Linked DNA regions of Homo sapiens: region 2 is linked to region 1. Evidence: read pairs that join two places in POLR2A ChIA-PET (ENCODE). Cell type or tissue: CD4-positive, alpha-beta T cell. All regions are shown on one strand. Links, peaks and the distances in the headings refer to the core of each region. The heading gives the core; the rest is flanking DNA.

Region 1 (11,140 bases), core at 996-8,995:
TGCCATTTTCCCAATCAGAGATTTAATGATTCTTAGGTTGGCAAGAAAGGCTAAGAAGCCAGAGAGAGGATGGCCACTAATAGATGAGAGCTTTAGGCAATCACACAGGACGGGGAAGACAAAAATTGGGGTTTGTGCTGCCAAGGTTGTCAAAACTTGAGGGGCTAAGATTTAAAAGAAAACAGAAGCCTATTTAGGTGTGCTCTATGCTCTTGGAGATGTTATTCCTCTTGACACATTTGCTGATTCTTAAAATGCTTATTACTCAGTACTAAAATGACTAGCAGAAAGTAAACTAAAAGTAGAACAGATTTTAGCAGTGTTTTGGAGACAAAAATTGGATCCAGAACTTGACAAGAAGGTAAACAACACACAGTAAACAACCTAGCCTCTCAACTAGAACCACTAGAGGGTGTATCCTAAAAATGGATACTAATCAGAGGTAGACTATACCTTACCATGACTATAATGCTGCCATATCAAAGAATCTGCCTTACTCAAATAGCCAGGGGATAAGGTGAGCACTCTATAGGGGAAGAGGACAGCATGCAAAGCCTCTATAATTTTTCATACGTGATATCTGGGATTCAATTAAAAATTATCAGGCCTACCAGGAGACATGACCATGGAAAAAACAGTCAACTGAAACAGACCAAAAGATGGCCAACTAGGAACAGCATAAATTCTTCTCAGAAAAAAGATCAAAGTTATTAGTGAATGGTCAAGTTTGGAGTGCAAAATGGAAGGTGGAGAGCCAGGACTTGTTGGAATGCCCAACCAAAGAAGTGGGGCGCACAGAAAATGAGCAGCAAAAGTCTGTCTGGCATTGACCTCCAAGGAGGTCAGAGTCCAGTAGAAAGAGTAGGAGAGAGTGCTTTCCTCCTCCCCTTCCCCCTCTGATAATCTGCTTACTGCCAAACTGCTGGAGAGCGCCTCTGGCCCACCCCCCGACCCCGTGTCCCAGGGAAACACAATAGGTGGCAATTAGAGATCTTCTCAGGAACAGAGAACCAGGTGGCCACCTTGAGCAGATGTGCTGAACCTGCCCCTTCAGATGCAGACTGAGATGGCAGGTGCCATGCTAGCTGTGCACATGTGGTACCACTGCCCTGATGAGAGATTCTCCACCCTTGAGCCACTGCACCCTTAGACCACCAGCAGACATACCCCACAACCCACTCTGACTCTGGCAAGCATGAGGGACTGTTGGATCCCCAGGGAGTTGTGGGTCCCCTGGAGATATAACCTTCAACACAAACTGCACCTAAGGGAAGGAGGAGGGCAGCACACCAAAGCCCCGCCTTGGGACAAAGGGAATGCAGGTGTGGCACCAACCACTTCAGGGGGTTCCACCAAAGCCTGGGAATGAACATGAAGAGAGAATCATCTCTTTCCCCCTGTTCCCCTCCCCAGTGCACTGTTGCAGACATGGCAGATGCCTTTCCCACTGGGGCCTCGTGGGTGTGCACTGAAAAAGAATGATTTTTGTGCTTCTTTGGCAGCCCCACCCCCACTGAAAGCCAAGCACATGCTGAGAGAGAGCTTTTCATGCTTTTATGGCAGCTCCAGCCCCGCAGAGGGTGAGCAAGCATGAACTAAGTAAAAGCCTACCTGCTGGCTCTTACTCTTAGACACCATCTACCAGACTGCAGCCTGAATTACACAACCAAAGAAAAATACATCGTTGCAAGTAGCATCTCAGAAAATGACTACATGAACCTATCTGTAACCAAGGAACCCATACAAAACCTTGGCCCTCTGAAAGCATGCAGAAATGAAGAGAAATGATCATATACAACATACAGCACAGTCATATCCTCAAGGGAAAGAAGAATAAAAAATCAAAAAAGCCCATTAAAATTAAAGTAAATTTTTAAAAAAAGAAACATCAGCTCTCTCAGATGAAAAGGAATCAGCACAAGAACTCTGGCAATAAAAAAAGCCAGTGTTTCTTCACCTCCAAAGGATCACACTAGCTCTCTAGCAATGGATGCCAACCAGACTAAAATGTCTGAAATGACAATATAGAATTAAGAATACAGATGGCAAGAAAACACAATGAGATTCTCATGGAAGTTGAAATTCAATACAAAGTCACCAGAGAAATGATCAAGATATGAAAGACAACATAGCTATATTAAAAAAAGAACCAAACAGAACTGGAATTTAAAATTTCACTACAGGAATTTCAAAATGCATTGGAAACCTTAACAACAGACTAGACCAATTAGAAGAAAGAATTTCACAGCTTGAAGACCAGTCTTTGAGTCAACCCACTCAGACAAAAATCAAAGAAAAAACAATTTAAAAAAACAAAACCTTCAAGAAATATGGGATTATGTAAAGCAACCAAGCCCATGACTTATTTTCATTTCTGAGAGAAAAAAACAGAAAGTAAGCAATTTAGAAAACGTATTTGAGGGTATAATTCAGAAAAATTTCCCCAATCTTGCTAGAGGTTGACATGCAGCTACAAGAAATTAAGAGAACACCTGCAAGATACACAAGACAAACATCCCAAAGTTACACAGTATTCTGATTATCCAAGATCAACGTGAAAAAAAAAATCTTAAAACTAGCTAGAAAAAAGGGCTAAATTATCTATAAAAGGAATTCCACCAGACAAACAGCAGACTTCTCAGCAGAAACCTTATAAGCCAGAAGAGATTGGGGGCCTATTTTTAGCATTCTTAAAGAAAAAACATGCCAGCCAAGATTTCATGTATCACTAAGTTAAGCTTCATAGGAGAAATACAATCCTTCCTAGAAAAGCAAACGTTAAGAAAATTCATCACCACCAGTCTAGCCCGACAAGAAATGCTCGAGAGCTCTAAACATGAAAATAAAGAACAATACTTGCTACACAAAAGCACAAAAAGGTACAAAACCCACAGACCCTATACAGCAACTACCATTCCAGCCTACAAAGTAACTAGCTAACAACACTATGACAGAAACAAAATCTCATATATCAATATCAAAGTTGAACCTACACAGCCTAAATGCTCCACTTAAAAGATACAGAGTGGCAAATTGGATGAAAAAAAAAATGAGATCCAACTTTCTACTGCATTCAAGAGACTCATGTCTCATGTAATGACACCCATAGGCTCAATGTAAAGAGATAAAGATCATGCAAATGAAAAATAAAAAAAGGGGAAGGGGGTGCTATTCCTATATCAGATACAACAGATGTTAAACCAAAGACAATAAAAAGGACAAAGAAGGGCATTACATAATGATAAAGGGTTAAATTCATCAAGAAGAGTTAACTATCCTAAATATATATGCACCCAACAACAAAGCACCCAGATTTATAAAACAATTACAACTAGACCTAAGAAAACAGCCACACAGCCACACAATAATAGTGGGAGACTTCAAAACCCCATTGACAGAATTAGATAATCATCAAGGCAAAAAACTAACAAAGAAATTCTGGACTTAAATTGGATACTTAACCAATAGACATCTACAGAATACCCCACCTAAAATCCACAGAATACAGTTTGCTCATCTATACATAGAACATACTCTAAGATTGACCACATGCTCAGCCAAAAAGCTAGTCTCTATAAATTGAAAAAAAAAATCAAAGGCATACTAAGCATCTTCTTGGACCACAGTTGAATAAAATTAGAAATCGATACCAAGAGGAACTCTCAAAACCACACAAATACATGGGAACTAAATGAGTTGCTTCTGGACAACTTTTGCGTAAAAAACAAAATTAGGCAGAAACAAAAAAAAATTATTTCAAACAAATAGAAACACAACACACCAAAACCTCTCAGATGCAGCAAAAACAGTGCTAAATGGAGTTTATACTCCTAAATGCCTACATCAAGAAGATAGAAAGATCTCAAATTAACAACCTAGTGCCACAGCTAAAAGAACTAGAAATATAATAACTAAATAAAAATCTAGCAGAAGAAAAGAAATACCTAAAATCAGAGAACTGAACAAAATAGCAACCAACAAAACCATACAAAGGATCAAAAAGAAATTTGGTTCTTTGAAAAAAAAAGATTGATAGACTGCTAGCTAGATTAACAAAGAAAAAAGAGAAAATCCAAATAAGCACAATCCAAAATAATAAAACTGATGCCACATAAATACAAAAGATTCCCAGAGATAACTGCAAAAATCTCTATGTGCACAAACTAGAAAATCTAGAGGAAATGGATAAATTCCTGTAAACACACAGCATCCCAAGACTGAACCAGGAAGAAATTGAAACCATGAACAAATCAATAATAAGTTATGAAACTGAATCAGTGATAAAAAGCCTAGCAACCAACAAAAGCCTTAGACCAGATGGATTCACAGTTGAATCCTACCAGATACACAAAAAAAGAGCTGGTACCAATCATACTGAAACTACTTCAAGAAAATTGAGGAGAAGGAATGCCTCCCCAACTCATTCTATGAAACCAGTATCATCTTGATACCCAAAGCTGACAAGGACACAATAAAAAAAAAAAAAAAACTACAGGCCAATATCCCTGATAAACATAGATGCAAAACTTCTCAACAAAATACTAGCAAACCAAATTCAGCTGCAGATCAAAAGATAATTCATCATGATCAAATGGGCTTTATTCCTGAGATGCAAGGATGGTAAACATATACAAGTCAATAAATGTGATTCACCACATCAATGGAACTAAAAACAAAAAAAAACATATGACCATCTCAATAGACTCAGAAAAACCATTCAATAAAATCCAACGTCACTTCATAATACAAACCCTCATTTTTTCATTTTTTATTTTTTTCAAAATGGCAGATTGGAGGCAGTGTTAGCTTGCCTCTCCCACTTGGAAGGTCAGAATAGTGTGTAGAGATTCACACTGTGAATTTTTTTTTTTAAAGCAAGAACCAACACAGGAACTTAATAGAAAAATCAAAAGAATCTACAGACCCTTTGAAACAAATGGCAGGCTGCAGCCTACTCCATGAGACAGGTGAAAAACTAAGTTCTCAGAGTGTGAGAAGGGGAGAGTCTGCCTCTGAGTACATCCTCACTGGGGAATCTGAAAATTCAGGCCATGGAAGAAGACCTTAAACTCTACCAAGAGCTGGATCAAATTTAGAAAGTGGCATAAAATATAAAAGTAGAAGCAACAGTGGGAAGGGGCTTGCAGGCATTCCCAGTCTCCAGTGTGAACCAAGGGAAGTGATTCCTGACTATATCTCACAGGAGCCCTTGGGGAAGTCGGTCAACGAGGGAGAATTCACAGGGTAAATGCAGCTCCCAACTGAATTTTGTGATATAATCTCAAGAGAGGACAAACACCCCATGAACAGAACCTGGGGAATGAGCAGGAAGTGAGCTGCAGACAGGAGTGCAGAAGCTGGGCACGTGACTTTGCAGAAAGACGGGGAGGGGTGCGGCCTGAAAGCTGTGGTTGCTATCTCTGTGGGGAAGCTTATAGGCTGGGGCAGGTCTGAATTCTGTGTGCAGACTGCCTAGATCTAAACCAGGTGCTGTCACCAGAGCACCGCAGGAGTGACACCGACCTTGAAAACGATGTGGGAACTAGGTAAGGCTCACTGCTGCCCACTACTCCCCACTCCTTTTGTAAACTCCTCTGTGCAGCAGAGGCAGTTATACTCCCCTGTGAAACATTACCCCAGCGACCTGAGAACCACCTTGGTCTCTCACAGGGGCCTTAGCCTGCCCTGCACAAGGAGAATCAGAGCTCAGGCCCACCTAACCCTGACCCAACCTGGTGGTATTTCTCCACCTGCCCTGGTAACTTAATACAAAAGACATAAACTTTTAGGAGACTTGTAGCCCCACCCATCACCTAAGAAACCAGAATACTTCCCCTAGGCAACTTAGGGCAAGCTCAAATCCCACTGTTATTACGGCAGCTGGTGCTCTTTTGAAAGCAACACCTCCTGGCTGGAGGCCAACCAACACAGATCTTGACACCATCTCTAGATAGAATAACACTGTGCCCAAGAAGGAGAAAACAGCTGCATGACCTCGGCAATCATCACTGCCTGCAACACCCTGGCAAACCAAAGGTCCTGAGTCTGTCCACGTGACAAGTTCACTACTAGTATTACCAGCATTCAAGAAAGGCAGCACACTAAGCCTATCTACAACCAAGGAATCTCAGAGTCTATGTCACATCACTGGATCCCTTGCAGACATTCCCCAATTCAGGGAACAATTCAGGATGACTGCAGCCCCACAGGAGGAGCACTGCCCAGATGCAGGCTTGCACAAAAGGCAGAATCACAATTCCTCCCTACATGGAACATCAATATTCCTAAAGAAGAGGTGCCTGTCTGATCTGAACAGCCAGAACACTGGGAAAACAGTAAAGCTGTGAGGTGGAAAGCTTTTCTGCTGGCCTAGCAGGGAAGCTGAGGTAGCTCTCACCCTTCACCCTGATAAAATCTCAGAACATCTAATTGAGATCTACCCCTGACCCCCCAGTTACCTTCATCAAGGCTGGGACCTCTGCCCACCATTGGGTATTACATCTACCAACTTGCTTTAGCTACAACCAGTGACTACCCAGGGATACATCCACAACTGGCCTAAAGCCTGAATCATCAACTCAGTTAATAAAATACTGGGGAAAAAATTGAATAAATAAATAAACCATACACCATGAGAGAATGAGATAAGCTTTAAGGAATCCCTGCCATTCCAACCCAATAGGAGACAGTGAACTGGCCTACACACCAAGTACATAATAACTATTACAACCATCATATGGGAAAGCCATTGCACAAAGACTTTCTATAACAAAGGAACTCATACAGAGTCTTAACCAAGCCCCAAGAATCAAATTAGGCTAAAATAATTTACTACAAACATTGAAGTCAGACCCTTAAAGTAAAAAAAACCATTAAGAAAACACAGTCTAGTAAAAAATAAATTCAGTAACAATTTGAAAAAATAGGCTATCCAAATTAGAAATAAATCCAGAAATGTAATTCTGGTAATATGACAAAACAGGGTTCCATAAAACCCCCAAAATGTCACAATAGCTCTCCAGATATGAATCCAAATGAAGATAAAATATTTGAAATGAGACAAAAATAATTCAGAAGGTTGATTATCAAGCTACTCAAGGAAATACAAGAGAAAGGTGAAAACCAACAAAAATGAATTAAAAAAACAGTCAAGGATATGCATGAAAAATTTTCCAGGGAGATAGATAACTATAAAGAAAAAATCAATCAGACCAGGCCTGATGGCTCATGCCAAATCCCAGCACTTTGGGAGGCCAAGGCGGGCAGATCAGCTGAGGTCAGGAGTTTGAGACTAGCCTGGCCAACATGATGAAACCCTGTCTCTATTAAAAATGCAAAAATTAGCCGGGCATGGTGGTGTGCACCTGTAGTACCAGCTACTCAGGAGGCTGATGCAGGAGAATCGCTTAAACCCATGAGGCAGAGGTTGGAGTGAGCCGAGATCACACCACTGCACTCCATGGCACAACAGAGCGAGACTCTGTCTCAAAAAACAACAAGAACAACAACGACAACAAAAAACAATCAGAACATCTGGAAATGGAAGACAAACTTAGGAAAATACAAAATGCAGTGGAAAGTTTCAACAATAGACGAACAAGGAGAAGGAAGAATTTCAGAGCTCAAAGACAGGCTTTCAAATTAATGCAATCAGACAAAGATAAAGAAAAAAAAAAAGGAAATGAATAAAGTCTCCAAGAAATATGAGATTATATAAAATGGCCAAACCTAAGAATAACTGGTGTTCCTGAGGGAGAAGAGAAGTATAAAAGTCTGGAAAACTTATTTGAGGGAATAATTGAGGAAAACTTCCTTGGCGTTGTTAGAGATCTGGATATCTACCTACAAGAAGCTCAAAGAATTCCTAGAAAATTCATTGCAAAAAGACCATAGCCAAGGCACATACTCATTAGGCTATCTAAAGTTAACACCTACAACCAACTGATCTTTAACCCAGCCCACAAAAATAAACAATGGAGAAAGTACACTATTAAATAAATGATGTTGGGAAAACTGACTAACCATATGCAGAAGAATGAAACTGGGCCCCTACCTCTCACCATATACAAAAATTAACATAAGGTAGATTAAAAACTTAAATCTAAGAAGTGAAACAGTAAATATCCTAGAAGAAAAACTAGAAAATACTCTCCTGGACACTGGCCTAGGCAAAGAAAACCAAAATTGACAATTTGGACCTAATTAAACTAAAGAGCTTGTGTACAGCAAAAGAAACAATCAACAGAGTAAACAAGAAACCTATAGAATGGGAGAAAATACTTGCAAACTATACATCCCACAAAGGACTAATACCCAGAATCTATAAGAAATTTTATATGCATAAATTAAATGTTAACTATTGTGTACGCTGGTAACATACACATTAGCAGTATGTTCCATGTATCTAACACACATGTAACTGGAGTTCCAGAAAGAGAAGAAAGAAAAATGGAGCAGAAGCAATATTTAAAAACATAGTTCTTTTAAGTCAAAGAAAGACATCAAGCCATAATTCAATTAGTGCTAAGAACTCCAATCTGCATAAATAAAAAGAAATCCAGACCAAAGCACATTACAGTAGAAGTGCTGAAATCTAAGATAAAGTGGAAATGTTAAACTGTCATTATTCATAGGCAACAGAATTATGAGCAAAGAACTTCCAGAAGAATCTACAAATAAATCATTACATTTAATAAATGAATTTAACAGGGTCACTAAATATACAGTCAATGTACAAAATCAAATCAAGTCTATCTACCTATAATAAAAAACTACAAAGTAAATTGTTTAAAAACTTAAAGTTACAAGTGAAAAAATAAATACAAATTTCTAACTTTAAAGCTAATAAAAGATAAGCAAGGCTTTATACTGAAAACTAAAACATTTCTGAGAAATATTAAAGGTGACATGGATCACATTCACTGATTAAATAATTTAACATTGTTAAAAAATGTAAATTCTCGGCCAGGTGTGGTGGCTCACACCTGTAATCCCAGCACTTAGGGAGGCCGAGGCAGGCAGATCACAAGGTCAGGAGTTCGAGACCAGCCTGGCCAACACAGTGAAACCCCTTCTCTACTAAAAATACAAAAAATTAGCCAGGCGTGGTGGTGGGCACCTGTAATCCCAGCTACTCAGGAGGCTGAGGCAGGAGAATCGCTTGAATGCAGGAGGCGGAAGTTGCAGTGAGCTGAGATCGCACCATTGCGCTCCAGCCTGGGTGACAGTGCGAGACTCCGTCTCAAAAAGAAAAAAAAAAAAGGAAGTTCTCCCAGAAATTATCTATTGATTCAAAAACAATTCTAATCAAAGTTCTAGAAGGAATCTTATTAAGGAAAGTAAATGGGCTGAAATGCTCATTTTAAAATTTGGGTAGAAATATAAAGGGCTAAGAACAGCCAAGAAAATCATAAAGAACTTCCTTAAATCTTAAGGAATTTGGATAATTTATACTACTAGGTAAGGAAACTTATGAATCTACATTAATTGAGACATGTTGTTGGCTAAAAGAATATATAAATAGGATTTCCACTGAGAGGTTCACTGTTAGTCTGATGGGGTTTCCCTTTGTAGGAGACCTGGCCTTTCTCTCTGGCTGCCCTTAACATTTTTCTTTCATTTCAACCTTGGAGAATCTGATGATTATGTGTCTTGGGGTTGATCTTCTCATGGAGTAGCCTACTGGAGTTCTCTGTATTTCCTGAATTTGAATGTTGGCCTGTTTTGCTAGGTTGGAAAATTGAAGGACCTCTTCAAGGAGAACTACAAAACACTGCTCAAGGAAATTAGAGAGGACAAAACAAATGGAAAAATATTCCATGCTCATGGATAGGAAGAATCAATATCGTGAAAATGGCCATACTGCCAAGAATCATTTATAGTTTCAATGCTATTCCCATTAAACTACCACTGACATTCTTCACAAAATTAGAAGAAATTATTTTAAAATTCCTATGGAACCAAAAAAGAGCTCAAATAGCCAAGACAATCCTAAGCAAAAAGAACAAAGCTGCAGGCATTATGCTACTTGACTTCAAATTATACTACAGGGCTACAGTAACCAAAACAGCATGGTACTGATACAAAAACAGACACATAGACCCATGGAACAGAAAAGAGATCTCAGAAATAAGACTGCACACCTACAACTATCTGATCTTCGACAAACCTGACAAAAACAAGTAACAGGAAAGAATTCCCTATTTAATAAATGGTATTGCGAGAACTGGCTAGCCATATGCAGAAAATTGAAACTAGATCCCTTCTTTATACATTATACAAAAATTAACGCAAGGTGGATTAAAGACTTCAAGGTAAAACCCAGAACCATAAAAACCCTGGAAGACAACCTAGGCAATAACATCCAGGATACAGCAAAAGGCAAAGATTTCGTGATGAAAACACTAAAAGCAATTGCAAAAAAAGCAAAAATTGACAAATGGGATCTAATTAAACTAAAGAGCTTCTGCACAGCAAAAGGAACTATCATCAGAGTAAACAGACAACCTACAGAATGGGAGAAAATGTTTGCAATCTATCCATCTGATAAAGGTCAATATCCACCATCTATAAGGAACTCAAACAAACTTACGAGAAAAAAACAAACAACCCCACTAAAAAGTGGGCAAAAGACGTGAACAGATACTTCTCAAAAGGAGAAACACAGGCGGCCAACAAACATGAAAAAAAACTCAACATTGTTGATCATTAGAGAAATGCAAATCAAAACCATAATGAGATACCATCTTAGGCCAGTCAGAAGGGCTATTATCTAAAAGTCAAAAAACAACAGATGCTGGCGAGGTTGCAGAGAAAAACGAATGTTTTTACACTGTTGGTGGGAATGTAAATTAGTTCAACCATTGTGGAAGACAGTGCAACAATTCCTCAGAGGCAGAAATACCATTTGACCCAGCAATTCCATTACTCTGTATATACCCAAAGGAACAGAAATCATTCTATTATAAAGACACATGCGCACATATATGTTCACTGCAGTACTATTCATAATACCAAAGACATGGAATCAACCTAAATGCCCATCAATGATAGACTGGATAAAGAAAACATGGTATATATACACCATGGAATACTATGCAGCCATACAAAAGAAACGAGATCATGTTTTCTGCAGGGACAT
Region 2 (11,140 bases), core at 1,718-9,717, 250 kb before region 1:
AGATTCCTGTTGCCCCTCGTCTAAGATGTTTATACTACTACTGGTCCTGGTGTCTATCTTTCACCCATCCATCGATTTATCATTCACTAAACATTTACCATGTGCCAGTCACTGTTTGAGAACCTGAATATATAGAGGTGAACGAGAGATAATATCTCTGCTCTCATTGAGCTTCAGTTTCATTGTCCCTCTACCCATCCATCCATTTTAACTATACTCTGCCCCATTCCACATGAAGAATTTGAGCAGCTCTTGGGACCAAAGTCATCTTTCCTATCTGTCGAACTGATCATAACACTTACCAGTGATGTATCTTTGGGTAGTTATAAGCAACTAATTACACTGACTCTAGCCCCACAAACACAACCAAACCGTCACCTCCAAGTTTTTACTGGTTCCCACTTGTGTTCCATTCCTCCTCTTTTTTTGCTTCAATTTCTCTCCTTCCTTTAGCAATAAGCTGTCCACCCCCTCAATACAACCTTGGGCTATGAGTAGATCTTATGTGCTTGGTGTGGCTTCTCTGAGGCCTGGTGGGAAGAAGAGCTGCCAAGTCTTACCTGGAGCCAAGATCAAATAATAGGGCCATTATCACCATCATAGTCACTCTCTGCCAAGCTAGACCCCTGTCACCAGATGGCACTTTAAGTTTGAACATCAGAGTATCCTATTGAGTCCCTGTCCCCTGCTCGAACAAAATATACTCTTTTTTTAAGGTGCCTCTCCCACTCCATGTGGATAGCCTATCCTTGTATATTCTTATCACCTGGCAACTGCCCTTCATTTTAAATGCATGTGAAATTCTATTCTCTAGCAACCTAATAAAATGGTATAATTTAAAAATCCATTTTTGTTCTACATTTCTTTCCTTATGCTTTTCTATAGTTTCTGAATTTTCTATAAGTAATATGCCTTTCTTCTATTATCAAAAGTACATGAAATAAGTATCATTAAAATAAATTCCTACCCTCACCCGTGCCTAATTCATATCTTTCCTTCTCTCTTTCCCTACCTCAGTTCATCCCCTCTTACCACTGATTTCTTTTAAAAAGAAAAAATAGAGAGGAAAGAAAATGGGTAAAAGCAATATCAGTTGAAACCCGACCCCTAAAGCACAATTCTACCATCCTCTGAGGCTCAGAGCTCTGGTGGGCAACATTAACCTCTCGTATGCCCTGACCTCATTTGGCACAGTATAGGAACGCCATATGGGTGGAATCAAGCTGTCAGGAAGCTAACAGAAGAGCCTGAATAAGCAAGCTACCTCTCAAGTCTGGGTCTGCCTCCCTGTGCTCATGCCTGAATATTCTCAGAAAACTCCCAAGAATCCAGAATTAAAACCTATTGATGGAAACAGCATGACACAGAATTGGGCTTTGTGGTACTACAGATAACTATATTTCTGGGTAGATTTATGGTAGTGCAACCTTTAAAAATAGCAAGAATGTGTTGTACTGACAAACCTGCTGGGAACACACAGGGCTCCATTCACTTGGGCACCTTCCTGTCACTGATGAAAGCATCTGTGACTGAAAAGTGTACAAAGCGATCTTTGTTGGTCTGCCTCTGGCTAAAGTAACACAAGACTAGGGAAGAGCTGAACAGGGTGGAGTGGGTGTGGGGCCACTACCAGAGAGCTGGTCTTGACGATGGAGAAGATGCTGCCAAGAATCCCTGAGCAAATTAGCAGCTCTTTCTGCTGCCTCAGGTGAAGGTGAATGTGATGGAGAACCACAGGAAGCAGGATGCGGCGGGATTCTGGGAGAGAAAATACAAAGGTGAAGAAAACTTTAGAGGAGAACTAGCTACTGCAGGAAGCCAGTGGCATTGTGGGACTTAGCTATTCTCAAAGCAGGTGGGGTTCAGACTAGAGCAAAAGTGAAGGTAATCTCCTTACCTTACAAGGGCCTGAAAGCTCACTGCCTGGAGATTATAAGCCATCACATGACATTATTCTTCCATCTTTCCTTTGTTCTCATTTCAATACCAAGCATCCATGACATTTTGTGCAGGATGAATGTTAGGAGTCTGCTTCTAAATGAAGTATCTTTTTTTGGAAACAGGGTCTCATTCTGTCACCCAGGCTGGAATGCAGGGGCATAATCATGGCTCCCTGCAGCTTCAACTTTCTAGGATTGCTAGAGCAATCCTCCTTCCTCAGCCTCCCATGCATATGGGACCACAGGTGTATGGCACCACACTCGGATAATTTTTTAATTTTTTGTAGAGATGAGGTCTCACTATGCTGCCCAGCTAGTCTTGAACTCCTGGGCTCAAGCGATCCTCCCTCCTTGTCCTCCCCAAATGCTAAGATTACAGGTGTGAGCCACCACACCTGGTCCCAAATGAAATCTCTTTAATGATTAGACTCCAAATTAGAAGCACAGTTTACAGTGAAAATTCCATTTAAATGGTATACTTAGTATGAACTACGCTGACTGAACTCACAGGCTTGAAATGGATTATAGATTGTCCCTCTTTATGCCCTGGCTAGATAGGTAGTCTGACACTTCCACCCCTGTGAGTGTTTACCTTGCCACAGCCAACAGGCCTGCTCCCTTTCCCCCACAGGCTTGTTAGATTGCTGCTCAGTGTGTATACAGCAATGAACACAATTGAAGCATGACCTTTGTCTTGTCACAAGACTTTGATAATTAGCCAACATTTATCACCAATCCTACTGAACACTTCAAATGATTTCTCCCAGTGTTACCGAATAGCACTTTCATCAGGAGCTGACTATATTTACAATCCTAAATTCAGGAAGGCTGTCCTACTTCAAGCTCCCTTATTAACCCGTTCTGAGACCTCAGGCAAGTTGACTCCTCTCACGAGCTTTATTTTCCTCATCTGTAGAATGGGGTGTAAGGGCCTCTTCTATAATACATTTACTTCACAAGGAAGGTTAGGAGACATGTGAAATACAAGTGTGAATGCGTTTCTGGCACCCTGTATTCCTACGTGGTCAGTGATTGTGTGACTCTGCAGGTCCCATCATATCTGGCTAGCATGATTTAGTCAGATTATCAGTAACACAAACAAGCCATGGCATTTTAGATTTATCGTTCATATCTGTCCTTTGTTAAGAGTTCCATATGAAATTCAGACAGCAAATCTTTTTCAGTCAAAGACAAAGTACATGACATATAAGAGATTTGGGCACTGCCTTGTCAAATGCTTAGAATATGTTCAAACAGAATAGAATACTAGCTAGTCTAGATTTAAAAGGCTGCTTGAATAAAAAAAGTTGATACTGCACTATGTAGATGAAAATACCAACATACTTAGTTTTTGTAACAACCAATAGCTGCTTACAGAAAAAAACAGTGGTTAGTTACTAGAACCTGCTGAAGAAGAGACCAAACTTATACTTTGAGAATACCAGTGCTGGTTAAAGGACATCACTGGTAAAGAACCTTTTGCTTCAGGGAAGATGCTGCAACTCAGGCATTCAATGAAAGTGAGATGCAAATGAAATTTTGGTGCTGTTTGTCATCTAAAATCCAATTACATAGTCCAGGGCCACATAAATATTAAGAAAATTTTTCTGAAGTGTTTGTGTGAAGCAGCAAGTACATGCAGAGATATTAGAAATAAAGTATGTCAGTGAGAGCAGTCTGCTGTTCCCCTTCCCATATATTTTGAAAGCATTTTCTTTCTTTTTTTTTTTTTTTTGAGACAGAGTCTCACTCTGTCGCCCAGGCTGGAGTGCGGTGGCGTGATCTCGGCTCACTGCAAATTCTGCCTCCTGGGTTCACGCCATTCTCCTGCCTCAGCTTCCTGAGTAGCTGGGACTACAGGCGCCCACCACCATGCCTGGCTAAATTTTGTATTTTTAGTAGAGACAGGGTTTCACCATGTTAGCCAGGATGTCTCGATCTCCTGATGTCATGATCCACACACCTTGGCCTCCCAAAGTGCTGGGATTACAGGCGTGAGCCACCGTGCCCGGCCAAAAGCATTTTCTTTAAGCAGTGCACAAAGCTCAAGTGTGTACAGTGGCCTTCAGTGACAGTGTGCCCCAAACCATTAATAAAATCTTCAGTATAGGAGCTGGAGAAGAGAGAACTGTTTACCAGCATAAACAGTTCCTGGTGGAAAAAAGATGACTTTCTTGGTGGCAGCTTTACTACTACTAGCAATATCATACGCTGGCAGAGCTAAGTCAAAGGGAACATCTATTTAGTATTACAAATGTGTGTAGCAGTGGGCTGAGAAATTTTTGTTCTTACACATTAAAAGTCAAACCTGGCCGGGCGCGGTGTCTCACACCTGTAATCCCAGCACTTTGGGAGGCTGAGGCGGGTGGATCATGAGGTCAGGAATTCGAGACCAGCCTGGCCAATATGGTGAAACCCCGTCTCTACTAAAAATACAAAAAAAAAAAAAAAAATTAGCCAGGCATGGTGGTGCATGCCTGTAGTCCCAACTACTTGGGAGGCTGAGGCAGGAGAATCATTTCAACCTGGGAGGCGGAGGCTGCGGTGAGCTGAGATCATGCCACTGGACTCTAGCCTGGGCAACAGAGCGAGACTCCGTCTCAAAAAAAAAAAAAAGTCAAACCTAAAAAATTAACCACCAAAAATTATAAAAATTCTAATAATTGTTTTGCTGGTGTTTCAGATTTATTTCTGTGCCTCAGAAGTTTATCCTAGCACAGTGATATTATTCTTAAAGAATCAGGCTCATATTGATCTTAATATATGGCCATTGAGCATTTGGTTGTCCCTGCAAGGCAGAACTTGATCACATATGATGTGTCTTCAGGAATAAAACCAGAAGTTCTTTGTGAAAGACAGACTAGGCTGCTAGTATATTAGATTGTCCTGACCCCTTGGGGAGCATAAAGAGCTCCCTGTCCATTTCTCTCTCTAATCCTTGTTGGTTCTCCAAAGACTGGAAAGGTATCGAATGGTATGGCAAGGAAACAAGAAAGCACAGGGTCCTCAGGGCCCCTTTCAGGGCCTTTTTTTTTTTTTTTTTTTCCTGAGACAGTCTCGCTCTGTTGCTCAGGCTTGAGTACAATGGCGTGATCTTGGCTTACTGCCACCTCCGCCTCCTGGGTTCGAGCAATTCTCCTGCCTCAGACTCCTGAGTAGCTGGGATTACAGGTGCCTGCCACCATGCCTAGCTAATTTTTTGTATTTTCAGTAGAGATAGGGTTTCACCCTGTTTGCCAGGCTAGTCTTGAACTCCTGACCTCAAGTGATCTGTAGGGCCTCTTTTATTTTCTTGGCTTATCCTTATTTCCTTGAGATAGTCCCTTCTCTTTTCCTCTCCTTCCTTTCCTGAGGGTATAGCAGGCTCTGTTCTTGGAAGCTGTGGGCCTGGAGGCAGGGCCCTCATGAACAAGATTAGCGACCTTTTAAAAAAAAAGACCCCAGAGAGCTGCCTTGCCCCTTCTGCTATGTGAGAACACAGAGAGAAGACAGCTGTCTATGAACCAGGAAGTGGGCCTCACCAGACATTGAATCTACTGGTGCTTTGATCTTAGACTTCCTAACCTCCAGAACTATGAGAAAGTTTGCTGTTTACATGCCACCCAGTCTATGGTATTCTGTTACAGTAGCCTGAATGGACTCAGCACCACCCCAGTGACATGCCCCTATGTGTGGATTCCTAGGAATAAACTGTGAGTAAGGCAGTAGGCCTAGGTCTTGGCTGCATTCTCTATTATAGTTTATCAAAAAATTCTGTATCTTAAGGGTTACTGGTTTCTTGCATAATCGTTGAGGAAACTGATCCTTTGATTATCACTTTGCTATCACCCCTGGAAGGAAGGAGGACACCCCTGGAAGGAAGGAGGACTCTCATCCCAACTTGATTTACCTGAGAAAGAAAACAGGCGGCTATCCACTGTCCTGGCAATGGACTGCAGCTTGACCACGTCCATTGACTGCCCAATGTGCACAGTGCTGGGCATGCTCCCCAGTGTCCCTCTCACAAACTCTGCCACCTCTTGCACGGTGAACATTTGCAGAAGCTCATCAAAGATGGTTGGGAAAGAATTGAGGAGTGCAGCCTGCAGAAGCAAATGAAGCTGTGGTTAGCACAGAGTTAGGGTGTGTGTCTATCTTTCATGCTCAGACAATGATACAAGGTGGTGAGAGGCTGAGAAGGCACTGTAGCATCTCTGCCTTCGGTGGGCTCCTCCCTGGCCACTGACTACAGCACTCAGGCATGGAGCAAGAAAAACCAAAAAGGAAACCAAAACAAGATAATTTACTGGGATCCAGGCAATTGGAGGCTTTCATAACTTGCATATAGCATTTGCTGGCAAGAGAATGGGGTATAAAGAAAAATCTGCTCAATGTGGCTTAAGATCCACAGTTGTTTTTGTTCATAAAATGGATTTAGATTTTTGTTTGTCTCTATGATCAAGTTCTTAACTTTCCAATTTTGGTTCCAAACTCAAGAAAGTATGGCAGAGAGAGCTGAGTTCCTTCAAGCAGCACCAGCTGAACTCTGCTCACAGCCCTGCAGCCAGTGATCCAGTTCTGAGAGCTGTACCATTTCCCCAGAATAGAGATTCTCATTTGCAACCATGAAATATGAAGACTTCATAAATTATTTTCTTCATAAGTGATGCCTGGTAGTCTCAAGAGTAAATTCAAGAGGATGGGAAATGTGTGTATTTAGTTAGCCATAAACTCTTGAGGACTGTTGACGTGGGCTTAGAGTTCAGCCACCTAAACACCCAAGCAAGGGGAGTGGGAGTGTGCATGTTAGGCTTTTCTTCTAGGATGTAAGCTCTGGCAGACCATAAGGTAGTTTCTTGAGAACAATCTGATAATAGAACAGTTCCACAGCCTTTGGGAGGCAGAGCACTATAGGAAAAAGAGAATGGGTTTTGGAATTAGACACGAGTTCAAATCCAAGCTTTACCGCTTACCTGACACACAAACTTTGGCAAGTTACTGCCTAATTCTCTGTTTCCCCATCTATAAAATGGGGATGATGCTATTACTTATGTCTTGATACTGGTATGAGGGAAATTTTTACATAAAGTTTCTAGTAGAGTGCCTGGAACACAATAGGCCTTTGATACATGCTGGTTCTTATTATTTTCTCTTGTCTAAGTGGAAGCAGCATGAAGACTTTTCACTTCTCAGTCCCCTTATGCCATTAACTCAGGATTTACAAAGAGAAATGGAGTGCCATCTTGAGACAAAAAGGTGAGAATGCACCCTTCCCAAATGGCAGGCTGGGGAGGGAAGGCTGTTTTCTTGACTGCTCCATCAGGCAACAGACACTGGCTTAGAGTGAGTGAAAATTTATGCCATGGAAAACAGGCTTGTGCTGTGGTCTTTATTCAGGCCAGGCCCAATTGGAGAACTTATATGAATTCTATCTGCAGATTTATAACTCCCTGGAATATCAAGGAGATTGTTTTGCAGTAATTAGAATCAGAACAAAACATATCATTGGCAGCTTAGATATAAAAGACAAAGCAGTGGTAAAGTAGGTGCTTTATAATCAATAACAAACAGTAACTCATTTGCTCTCTTAAATGGTAAAATATCCTGTACTTAGACACCAGGACAGAAGGACTCTCACACCCTGACATCTTCTAGTGGTCATAATCAAAGATATAAAGTCTAACTGAATAATATACATATATATATTATGTATATATATGCATATATATGTATATTATTATATGTATATTATTATACGTATAAATAAATATATATATATAGAGAGAGAGAGAGAGAGACAGTGAGAGAGAGAGAGAGAGAGAGTTGTGAAACTCAGGAAACATGAGCCTTGCACCAAAGAAGAAGGTCTGATTCTCACACAGGTCTTAGCCGAGACCAGATCTAAGCTATTTATCTTGATGTAGTAGGAGTGTGCCACTCAGTACAGGGCATTATTGTGTTACAAAGTTCCCAGAAAGCATATCTGCATTGCTTTGCTAGCTACCTCTAATCTCTCCATATTTTGGCTGTGGGAGGGGAATCAAAAAGGAAGATGAGCAGCTTAAGGTACTTAGAAGGGGAGATCACAGGTGTCTTTCTTACAGAAGCACCTGGAAGCCTTCAGGTACTCCCTTATAGAGTTCCTTATAGACTCCCTTATAGAGTCCACTCCCTTACAGAGTCAAGGAAGCCTTAAGGTACTCCCAGTTGATCACCTGTCCTCTGGGCTGAGAAACCTATAGGCAACTGGTATCAAGAGGCAACACAGAGGCAAGCGGAAAACAAAAAAGTAGACTATTTTAATCTTAAATGAGGCAGAGTTTAAATATATACTTGGGCTAACAATATACCTGGCAGTGACTGAATGACTGGACATGAGAGAGGCTGTCTGATCTTTGCTGACAGGTTTTGGTGTAATATTTAGCTTCAAAAAGTTGAAGAACTATACACTATTACATAAAAATTCTGACATTCATTTGTAAGGAAAAATATCTCCCTTTTGACTGGGGTAATGAATTCTTGATTTGTTCTAGGGTAAGGCTGTGTGGAAAGGTAACAGATTAGCTGGCCAGGCAGTTTTGTTTGTTTTTGAGACAGAGTTTCACTCTGTTGCCCAGGCTGGAGTGCAGTGGTGCAATCACAGCTCACTGTAGCCTTAACTTCTTGGGCTCAGGTGATTGGTCAGGTAGTTTTAATATAAGAAAGCAAATTTTCTTCCCATACTGATATTTCTAATATTGAATCTAATCTAATCTTTTTTTGAAGTTTTAATTATTTATTATACTTTAAGCTCTGGGATACATGTGCAGAATGTGCAGGTTTGTTACATAAGTATACACGTGCCATGGTGGTGTGCTGCACCCATCAACCCATCATCTACATTAGGTATTTCTCCTAATGCTATCCCTCCCCTAGTCCCCCGACCCCCAACAGGCCCAGGTGTGTAATGTTCCCCTCCCTGTGTCCATGTGTTCTCATTGTTTACCTCCCACTTATGAATGAGAACATGTGGTGTTTGGTTTTCTGTTCCTGTGTTAGTTGACTGAGAATGATGGTTTCCAGCTTCATCCATGTCCCTGCAAAGGACATAAACTCATCCTTTTTTATGGCTGCATAGTATTCCATGGTGTATATGTGCCACATTTTCTTTATCTAGTCTATGACTGATGGGCATTTGGGTTGGTTCCAAATCTTTGCTATTGTCAACAGTGCTGCAATAAACGTATGTGTGTGGCTGGGCGCGGTGGCTCATGCGTGTAATCCCAGCACTTTGGGAGGCTGGGGCAGGTGGATCACCTGAGGTCAGGAGTTCGAGACTAGCCTGGCAAACAGGATGAAACCCCATTTCTAATAAAAAATGAAAAAATTAGCTGAACATGGTGGCATGCGCCTGTAATCCCAGCTAGTCAGGAGGCTGAGGCAGGAGAATCACTTGAACACGGGAGGTGGAGGTCGCAGTGAGCTGGGATCGCTCCATTGCACTCCAGCTTGGGCAACAAGAGTGAAACTCCATCTCAAAAAAAAAAAAAAAAGAAAGAAAAAAACCATACGTGCGCATGTGTCTTTATAGTAGAATGATTTATAATCCCTTGGGTTTATAGCCAGAAATGGGATCGCTGGGTCACATGTATTTCTAGTTCTAGATCCTTGAGGAATCACCACACTGTCTTCCACAATGGTTGAACTAATTTACACTTCCACCAACAGTGTAAAAGCATTCCTATTTCTCCACATCCTCTCCAGCATCTGTTGTATCCTAACTTTTTAATGATCGCCATTCTAACTAGTGTGAGATGGTATCTCATTGTGGTTTTGATTTGCATTTCTCTAATGACCAGTGATGATGAGCTTTTTTTCATATGTTGGTTGGCTGCATAAATGTCTTCTTTTGAGAAGTGTCTGTTCATATCCTTCGCCCACTTTTTGATGGTTTTTTCTTGTAAATTTGTTTAAGTTCTTTGTAGATTTTGGATATTAGCCGTTTGTCAGATGGATAGATGGCAAAAATTTTCTCCTATTCTATAGCTTGCCTGTTCACTCTGATGATAGCTTCTTTTGCTGTGCAGAAGCTCTTTAGTTTAATCAGATTCCATTTGTCAATTTTGGCTTTTGATGCCACTGCTTTTGGTGTTTTAGTCATGAAATCTTTGCCTATGCCTATGTCCTGAATGGTATTGCCTAGATTTTCTTGTAGGGTTGTTATGGTTTTAGGTCTTATGTTTAAGTCTTTAATACATCTTGAGTTAATTTTTGTATAAGGTGTAAGGAAGGGGTCCAGTTTCAATTTTCTGCATATGGCTAGCCAGTTTGCCAACACCATTTATTAAATAGGGAATCCTTTCCCCATTGCTTCTTTTGTCAGGTTTGTCAAAGATCAGATGATTGTAGATGTGTGGTGTTATTTCTGAGGCCTCTGTTCTGTTCCATTCGTCTATATATCTGTTTTGGTACCAGTACCATACTGTTTTGGTTACTGTAGCCTTGTAGTATAGTTTGAAGTCAGGTAGTATAATGCCTCCAGCTTTGTTCCTTTGGCTTAGGATTGACTTGGCAATGCGGGCTCTTTTTTGGTTCCATATGAACTTTAAAGTAGTTTTTTCTAATTCTGTGAAGAAAGTCAGTGGTAGCTTGATGGGGATGGCATTGACTCTATAAATTACTTTGGGCAGTATGGCCATTTTCACGATATTGATTCTTCCTATCCATGAGCATGGGATGTTTTTCCATTTGTCTGTGTCCTCTCTTATTTCCTTGAGCAGTGGTTTGTAGTTCTCCTTCAAGAGTTCCTTCATATCCCTTCTAAGTTGTATTCCTAGGTATTTTATTATCTTTGTAGCAATTGTAAAGGGGCGTTCACTCATGATTTGGCTCTCTGTTTGTCTATTATTGGTGTATAGGAATGCTTTTTGTATCCTGAGACTTTGCTGAAGTTGCTTATCAGCTTAAGGAGATTTGGGGCTGAGACAATGGGGTTTTCTAAATATATAATCATGTCATCTGTAAACAGAGACAATTTCACTTCCTCTCTTCCTATTTGAATGCCCTTTATTTTTTTCTCTTGCCTGACTGCCCTGGCCAGAACTTCCAATACTATGTTGAATAGGAGTGTGAGAGAGGGCATCCTTGTCTTGTGCTGGTTTTCAAAGGGAACATTTCCAGCTTTTACCCATTCAGTATATTGGCTGTGGGTTTGTCATAAATAGCTCTTATTACTTTGAGAT

What was found. ChIA-PET counts read pairs that join two places held together with the same protein. Peaks named below come from ENCODE experiments on the same cell type or tissue, not always from the same donor. Only the 100,000 strongest peaks of a DNase experiment are listed, where the experiment ranks them.
Region 2: POLR2A ChIA-PET joins it to region 1 with 13 read pairs; 5 of 35 experiments call an interaction of 5 or more read pairs at or near these places.

What each region holds. Positions count from the first base shown.
Region 1 is chr3:51,019,783-51,030,922 of GRCh38, reverse strand. The region is part of intron 5 of DOCK3 (dedicator of cytokinesis 3); the gene reads right to left. Among named protein-coding and RNA genes, the nearest start is that of MIR4787, 350 kb to the right of the region's middle. In CD4-positive, alpha-beta T cell, for the core only: no CTCF peak of the experiment used is centred there; DNase peaks (open chromatin) are centred at 5,422 and 5,932; H3K4me3 peaks cover 1,390 bases; H3K27ac peaks cover 2,152 bases.
Region 2 is chr3:51,265,697-51,276,836 of GRCh38, reverse strand. DOCK3 (dedicator of cytokinesis 3) reads right to left here. Exons shown (of 53, transcript NM_004947.5): 24 at 5,830-6,022; 25 at 1,631-1,758. Among named protein-coding and RNA genes, the nearest start is that of MANF, 110 kb to the left of the region's middle. In CD4-positive, alpha-beta T cell, for the core only: a CTCF peak has its summit at 7,141 (motif pointing left); a DNase peak (open chromatin) is centred at 5,456; H3K27ac peaks cover 793 bases.